Linked DNA regions of Homo sapiens: region 1 is linked to region 2. A link is a loop called in an ENCODE intact Hi-C map of the cell type or tissue named here. Cell type or tissue: CD14-positive monocyte. All regions are shown on one strand. Region 1 overlaps IL31RA (interleukin 31 receptor A). Region 2 has its middle 26 kb from the start of IL31RA.

What was found. A loop is a pair of places that touch in the nucleus more often than their neighbours do. Peaks named below come from ENCODE experiments on the same cell type or tissue, not always from the same donor. Only the 100,000 strongest peaks of a DNase experiment are listed, where the experiment ranks them.
Region 1: a loop joins it to region 2, with 1.9 times the contacts of the local background. A loop is called at or near these places in 1 of 110 quality-filtered maps.

The regions. Positions count from the first base shown.
Region 1 is chr5:55,867,002-55,871,001 of GRCh38, reverse strand. IL31RA (interleukin 31 receptor A) reads right to left here. Exons shown (of 15, transcript NM_139017.7): 3 at 2,094-2,211. Among named protein-coding and RNA genes, the nearest start is that of IL31RA, 18 kb to the right of the region's middle. In CD14-positive monocyte, no CTCF peak of the experiment used is centred here; a DNase peak (open chromatin) is centred at 1,971; H3K27ac peaks cover 485 bases.
Region 2 is chr5:55,823,175-55,827,174 of GRCh38, reverse strand. No RefSeq gene overlaps it. Among named protein-coding and RNA genes, the nearest start is that of IL31RA, 26 kb to the left of the region's middle. In CD14-positive monocyte, no CTCF peak of the experiment used is centred here; no DNase peak of the experiment used is centred here; H3K27me3 peaks cover 331 bases.

The sequences.
Region 1 (4,000 bases), 44 kb before region 2:
TGTTATTACTATAATTGTAGTTGAATATTTCTGCATTTATTCATGCTGTGACCTTTGAGAAATAAACTTTCTCTCCTTTTCCACACCTCTAGACCTCCTTTCAGCCTCAGTTCAAAAATCATTATCTCCATGAAGGCATCCCCAACTCCCCAGGAAAAATTCTTTCCTATTGTTTCTGGACATCAGAAGGTTTTTGGCTTATTCCATGACCTACTGAAAAGTGCTCCCAGGTAGGCCATCCACAGGGAAACCCTTCCACTTTGCTTGGAAGAGATCCTCTTGGTGATAAATTCACAAAAATGCAAGTGGCCTAGGAGTTCTAGACAGCCTAGCTGGCCTGAGGCCATCAAGGGGAGCTGGGTATAGGCCTGGGGATTCCCAGGTGTTTTCTATTTCTCCATGTCCAACTGGTGATAATAATAACAACCCAAAGGGAAAGATGGAGGAAGAGGGGAAATGTCTCTATAAGACAGAAAAATAGCAGTAAACCTATAAAGGTGCCCAGATTCTCATTCTACTAGCAATTGATATTCAACACTGGGACTAGAACTGACAAATCTGGAAGAAAAGTCATTTGGATCATGGGTTATTGGGCCTTTATCATGCTTATTTTCTAAAACAGGGATAAGCAAACGACAGCCTGTAGGTCAAATATAGCCCATCTCTTGATCTTGCACAGCCTGTAGGCTTAAGACTATTTACATGCTGTTAATGGTTGAAAAATAAATAAAACGAACAAAAATACTTTGGGGCGTGTGAAAATTATATAATATTCACATTTCAGTGTCCATGGATAAAGTTTCGTTGGAAAGCAGCCGCACCCATTGGTTTATATATTGCCTATAGCTGTATGAGTGCTATAACAGTAGTGTTGAAAAGTTCTGACAGAGACCGATCTCCTTCTTAATATTACTATATTTACCATCTGGCCCTTTAGAAGAGAAATTTGCTGACTCCTGTTTTAAAGCATCTCTCTGACATAGGTTCTCGTAGCTATATCAGTGCTGCTGAGAATACTGCTTGTTTTTTTCATTTCTTCCACTGAAAACATAAAGTGGACTTCCCTTGCAATGTGAGATTTAGCTTAAAAATAAAGAATTTGGAATCACAGACTGTTTTGAAATGAAAAAGACTAAAGGTCATCTTACAATGCTTCCCAACATGGGCCCCCTTATTCATTATTCACAAGAAGGAAGTAATGAGCTATGTTAAAAATTTTTGTTAAAAAGGACAGGCACGGTGGCTCATGCCTGTAATCCCAGCACTTTTGGGAGCTGAGGTGGGCGGATCACTTGAAGTCCGGAGTTCGAGACCAGCCTGGCCAACATGGTGAAACCCTGTCTCTACTAAAAATACAAAAGTTGGCCAGGTATGGTGGTGTGCACCCATAATTCCAGCTACTTGGGAGGCTGAGGCAGGAGAATCGCTTGAACCTGGGAGATGGAGGTTGTAGTGAGCTGAGATCACACCACTGCACTCCAGCCTGGGGGACAGAGTGAGATTCTGTCTCAAAAAAAAGTTTTTTTTTAACCTGCAAATATTTACTTAAAACATCTAGCTTTTGGCTAGAATAATAATTAAAAATTATAAAATTTTCATTCTACAGAATTGGAATAAAGAGGGATGCTTGAGGTAGTAAAAAAAATTGGGGAATCATTGTCCTGTGGAATAGTGTTTGACAGAGGTCACACAGCAAATTAGTGGCAGACCATGGTCAATTGCCTGTTAGTTCTGGGTTTACAACCTTACTTACTATATCTGGATCCAGAAAGAATGAACAGTTTTATATAACACATTCTGGAAAGAGGCAGGGTATAGTTGAGTGTAGTAAATAAACAGATTTTTCCACTGTGCTTATAACTGGTGACTCATCTCAGCCAATGGGGAATCCAGGAGGAGGTCAACACTGGCTATGCCTCCCCTCCCTCTGCAGCTCCAGATCCCGTCCACAAGCCACTGGCTGCACACAGTAATCACCCAGAAGCTGTCATTGAGGAAACTTTTTGCTTCATATGGGATGTGAATCATGAATGAATCAGAAGCCTCTGCCTCCCCCATGCCCTGACTGATAAAACACAAGCTCCTGTACTTACTAAGTTCTCTTAACTGTGTACTGGGTATAACTGGTTTCCTTTCCTGGACTCCAAGTGCAGGTTAAATTTTTCCTATAGTAGTAGACACAGGAAATGTTCTCAGGCTTAGCTGGCAGAGCTAAATAAATTAAACACACACACACACAAACACAAAAATTTCAGTACACAATAAATATTGCCAGCATTGAACATTTTTAATGGAAAATATGCTGATCAAAAGCTAGATTTTTTTGGTTAGTTGCTAGGTGTAACCTAGCAATCAGGTTCAATGGAAAGAATCTAACTTCATCTCTTTAATTATTCCCTTTCAAGAGCTAGATTTCTACTTTTTAAGAAATCCCTTTTTACATTCTTACTTAAATGTAACATTTGAGCAGCAAGCATTTTTAAAACACCAAGAAATACATACAAAGTATTTGTGATATACTCAGTAAAGCATCAAATGGTAGAATCACTCTGGATAATTCATGGGTAACAGATGATGTGGGCATAAGCAAGAATACAACCATGCCACACTTCAACCATATGTATCAACAATTTTCTTTTCCAGAAGATTGTACAATAGAGAAATTTATGAAATATCTTCAACTGTATCTTCATATCTTAGAAATCTTGCTCCTGAGAGCTCCCCACCCCATAGCATCCACACTTTCATAGGGAAACCAGATACTACCATCTAGAACAGGGACCTAGATCTTTAAGGGGTCCATGGGTAGAATTCAGGGGTCCATGAACTTAAATGGGGAAAATTTACATCTTTAATTTTCACTAACCTACTGTTGAAATTTAGGATTTCCTTCCATCATAAGTGTAATCAACAAACTACAGTAATAGCATCATTGCCTGTGACTTTGTCACCATTATAAATCACAAATATTTTCATATTATATTTTCGTTGCTGCAGGTACCTTAAAATATTTATATGGTTTGGTTGTGCCCCCACCCAAATCTTAACTTGAATTGTATCTCCCAGAATTCCCATGTGTTGTGGGAGGACCCAGGGGGAGGTAATTGAATCATGGAAGCTGGTTTTTCCTGTGCTATTCTCATGATAGTAAATAAGTAAATAACCCACGAGATCTGACGGGTTTATCAGGGGTTTGCGCTTTTACTTCTTTCTCATTTTCTCTTGCTGCAGCCATGTAGGAAGTGCCTTTTGCCTCCCACCATGATTCTGAGGCCTCCCCAGCCATTGGAACTGTAAGTCTAATTAAACCTCTTTTTCTTCCCAGTCTCGCGTATGTCTTTATCAGCAGCGTGAAAATGGACTAATACAAATATGAAATACTATTATCACTATTTCTGAATTAAGGTAATTATTAATATTAGACCTAAATTAAGGCAATTATTAGGTCTTCTTATTTAATGTGTTAATAAAGAAGACCACATATTACCAGATCACAAATTTGTTTCTTTAATATTTTGATGATTTCATTAATATTTTGATGATTTCATTTCAGTATATTTTGGTATCTTTGTAATGCTATTTATTTTATTTGTGCATTTACAAACATTGTTTTGAGAATCAGCCCATAGACTTCACTAGATGACCAAGGGGTTGATCCTAAACATACACACACACACACACACGCACACACACACACGCACACACACACATGCACACACACATGCACACACACGCACACAAACACACGCACACACAAACACACACACAAACACACACACAAACACACATGCGCACACACACAAACACACACAAACACACATGCACACACACATGCACACACACAAACACACATGCACACACACATGCACACACACACAAACACACACATGCACACACACACAAACACACACACACAAACACACATGCACAACTAAGAACTAAGAGCAATTTTAGACTAAGGGCCATGTTCAGCTCTGAGGCTTATACTAACTTCTTTGTT
Region 2 (4,000 bases):
CATGCAATTTGACTAGAATTGCCAGCCATTGGGCTAGAAAGAGGCATTCTCCAAAAAAAGGTATAGCCATTCTGATCTAAGTATCTGCACTTCGCATGTTTACCAGGAATAAGTTTTTGAAATAAAGGTTTAGCTTTGGAAGTCTGGCTTCCCTCCAGCTATTCAATTAAATTAGCTTATTTATTAAGCACTACTTTCAATTCTATTTTAGACATTTTAAAACTACATTAATATTTTCAATCCACAAACATTTTTTGAGCTTACAGTCTAAACTCAATCTAGACTCTAGAGTTGTAGTGTCAGTGTGGTAGCCACTAGCCACATGTGGCTATTGAGCACTTGAAACATGGCTAATGCAATAAGAAATTGAATTTTAATTTTATTTAATGTTTCTTAGTCTAAATTTAAATTTAAAAATTGAGACTTGATTCAGCTGTTGGAAAACTTTCAAGTATGTTTGGACAACTTGGGTGTGTGAATCTACTCTATAACTACACATTTCATACACTCTAAATAAAGATCAAGTATTTCCAATGATAACTTAGTGTCCAAATTGAGATGTAAGCATAGGCAAAATAAGTACTGGGTTTCAAAGATTTAGTACATAAATGTAAAATACCTCAATAATCATTACATTTGACTACATGTTGAAATGACAGTATTTGGGATATATCGACTACATATATGGCTCACATTATATTTTTACAGGACAGTTCTAGAGTAATGATTTGTCCAAGAAAAGCTTAGACAACACAAGGCCACTTTATTACAAGACATAGGAATTGGAGAAGCTCTACTGCACCTCAACTCATGATCATTTTCTGTTCCCCCTTTACCTTCTTCTTCCTCTCCTTCCTCTAACAATGATGTGTACTGAACTCTTAAGAGCTAGAAAGATTGCTGACCCAAGGTTTAAATGATTTACAGTAATTTCTCTCTCGTTGATAGAGGATTTTAAGACAAAAGAACAGTATAATGACTTGGCAACTCAAATATAGGAGTATATTAGTAGCCCAATGGAAAAAAAGGTGTGAAAGAAACAGCTTTGCTTTTCCCCACGGACTGTCTTAGAAGTCATTTTCTAATAAGTCACTAAAACTACTTAATCACTTTTTTAAACTTTTAAAATCCTAAGTTCTGGATTATTTATGAAAGATGAAATATGATTACTTTATTCCAAATTGCATTTATTTTATAAATATTAGATACTAGATTTAAAAAATCATCATGAATGGAGAACAGCTTTCAGCCAAGCATTCTGTACCATCACAGAATGGATTTCAGTTATCATTATCTATATTTCCATGGTCACTCTCCTTCATGCTGCAGAAAGCAGAGAATGGGAAGGTGTCTTATTTAAGAACTCTTAGCAGCTTACACAGATTCCTTGATACGTGAAGATCAAGAAGTCTTGTCCTGACTCAATTTACTACAGAAATCCATTGACCATCCTGGAGAACAACCCATTTCAACAGTATTGGCAAAAACTGCTAGCTGATTCCCAGCTTTCTGAGCACACAGATAAGGCCACATTTCCCAGTCTCTCTTACAGTTACATGTGACTAAGTTTGTAACAGTGGAATCTGAGATGTATATGCTTATTTCTTTGCCTGACCCATAAAAATGTTCCACAAGTCCACTTTGTCTCTCTCCTCTCCAACTCTTTCCCTTTCTCTGGCTTGATAAAGAGAAGCATAAAGATCTTGGAAGCTGTACCAGACTGCAGAGCCACAGGATGGAAGGAACCTGGATTCTTAAGTAACTACTGGGAAGGACACCTACCTACCAGGAATACCCTTTTTGGACAGTCAGGTAAGCAAAAAACATACTTCTATTTTGTTAAGCCACTGAAGTTTTGGGGTTGTAACAGCAGCAAATGTCACCCTAAAGATATAATGAGCAACCCAAAGGACTGTAATTTAGCCTAAGGATAAACTATTTTCACAACTCTTGGTATCACCACTGAATAGCAAGACAGCACCTCATCCTTTGATCCCAATGATATAGGAGTTCAAAAAAATTATTTAGGCAGACAGTGAGGGTAAGGAAGTCCTTGATCAGGTTTCCCTTTTAATAAAAAGCAGCCTTCAAATCATTTCTTTTCTAACAAAAAACAGCCTGTAAAATTGAGCCGCAGACATAGAGAAGCAAGCTAGAAGCTTGCACGGGTGAAAGCTGGCAGCTGTGACAATAGGAAAAGGCTACCTAGGGGCTAGGCATGTTCAACATGGTGGCTCCAACTTCCCTTTTCTTTGTCAGCCATATGTACAGTAGGGAGCAGACAACATGGCACCAGCCAGGTAGAAAATCTGTTTGCATAATAAAAGATTAGATTGGGGTGGCCAGCTTCTTCAACTGTTATATAAACATCACACCTGGTTCAACCAATCTTTGGGCCCTATGTAAATCAGACACTGCCTCCTCAAGCCAGACTATAAAACCCTGTGCACTTCACCATGGGACCAGAAGACCCACTCTGGCATCCCTCTCTCTCTGCAGGAGAGAGAGTTATTCTCTTTTCTCTTTTGCCTATTAAACTTTCTGCTCCTAAATCCACTCCTTGTATGGCCGCATCTTCGATTTCCTTGGCATGAGACAATGAATCTCAGGCATTACCTCAGACAAACAACACCGCTTCACCACCTTTTCTCCACCCCCTTTTATGTGACTGGACAGACACGTAAACAGGTGAAGAAAGAAGGAAACTGCCAATGAGCATATGAAAAGGTGCCCAATATCACTAATCATCAGGGAAATATAAATTAAAACCACAGTAAATGGCTAGAATTAAAAACAACAGTAACACATACTGATGGTGAGGATGTGGAGCAAACAGAACATTCTTATGATGCTGGTGGCTATAGTAAATGGTACAACCATTCTGGAAAACTCTTTGGCTGTTTCTAATAAAAAGTTATACCCTATGTTCCAGCAATTCCACTTCTGAGTATATGCCCAGAAAAATGAGTCCTTGTGTTGACCAAAAGACTTGTAGTAAAATATTTGTAGGAGCTTTGTTCAAAATCTGAAAACAATCCAAATGCCTGTCAATAGGAGACTACAAAAATAATTTGTAGTTATTCATGATACAATAAAAAGAAACTATTACACAAAACAACATGGATGAATCTCACAGCTATTATGTTGAACAAAAGAAGCCATATACAAAAGAGAGATACTCTATGATTCCATTTATATGACGTTCAATAACAGGCAAACCCAATTTATGGTGATAAAAATCAGAATAGTGCTCTGGGCCAGGGAGTTGACTGTAAAGGGGCAAGAGGAAACTGTTTAGGGTGATAGAAATGTTTCACATCTTGATTTAGGTGATGGTTACAAGGAGCACACATAGGTAAACATTTAAGCTGTAAACTTAAGATTTGTGCATTTTATTGTAGGTAAGTTTTATTTCAAATTAAAAAAATTAACTTCCCCAAGATCACACAATTAGTAATAGGATTCAAACTTTGGTTAATCTGAGTCATTTCACCAGAGTAGGGTTCATTTTCCTAGTGAATTACATACACAGATGAGAAAACTACAGGTTTGTTACTATTTAAATAAGTGATTGGCATTACTCTCAGTACATATTTTATAGTATTCACACTATGATAAACTGAACTTATTTTGGCACGTATACATTCTAAATTCTACTCCAAATGATAGTGTTTTCTTTGTGGCATCATAGCAACAGTAATTCTGTTTATAAAACTGAAGTAAATTATTGGAACCAAACTTTCCACCTATCCAGATGACTGCTAGCCCAATAAAATACCTCAGCTGAAGAACAAACATGTTAAGATGAAATTGCCAGAACTTGTATTGCAACATTTAACTGGCATGAACACATTGGGAAGTATGCTTAGCTGATTGGCATCAGTGGATTATCATGAATAAATCTCCAGTAATGGAACAATCTAAGATTAATGAAACAATTGCTAGAGGAGGTATATAATAAGATGCCAAAATGGTCAATTAACAGGCATCACTCTTGCTG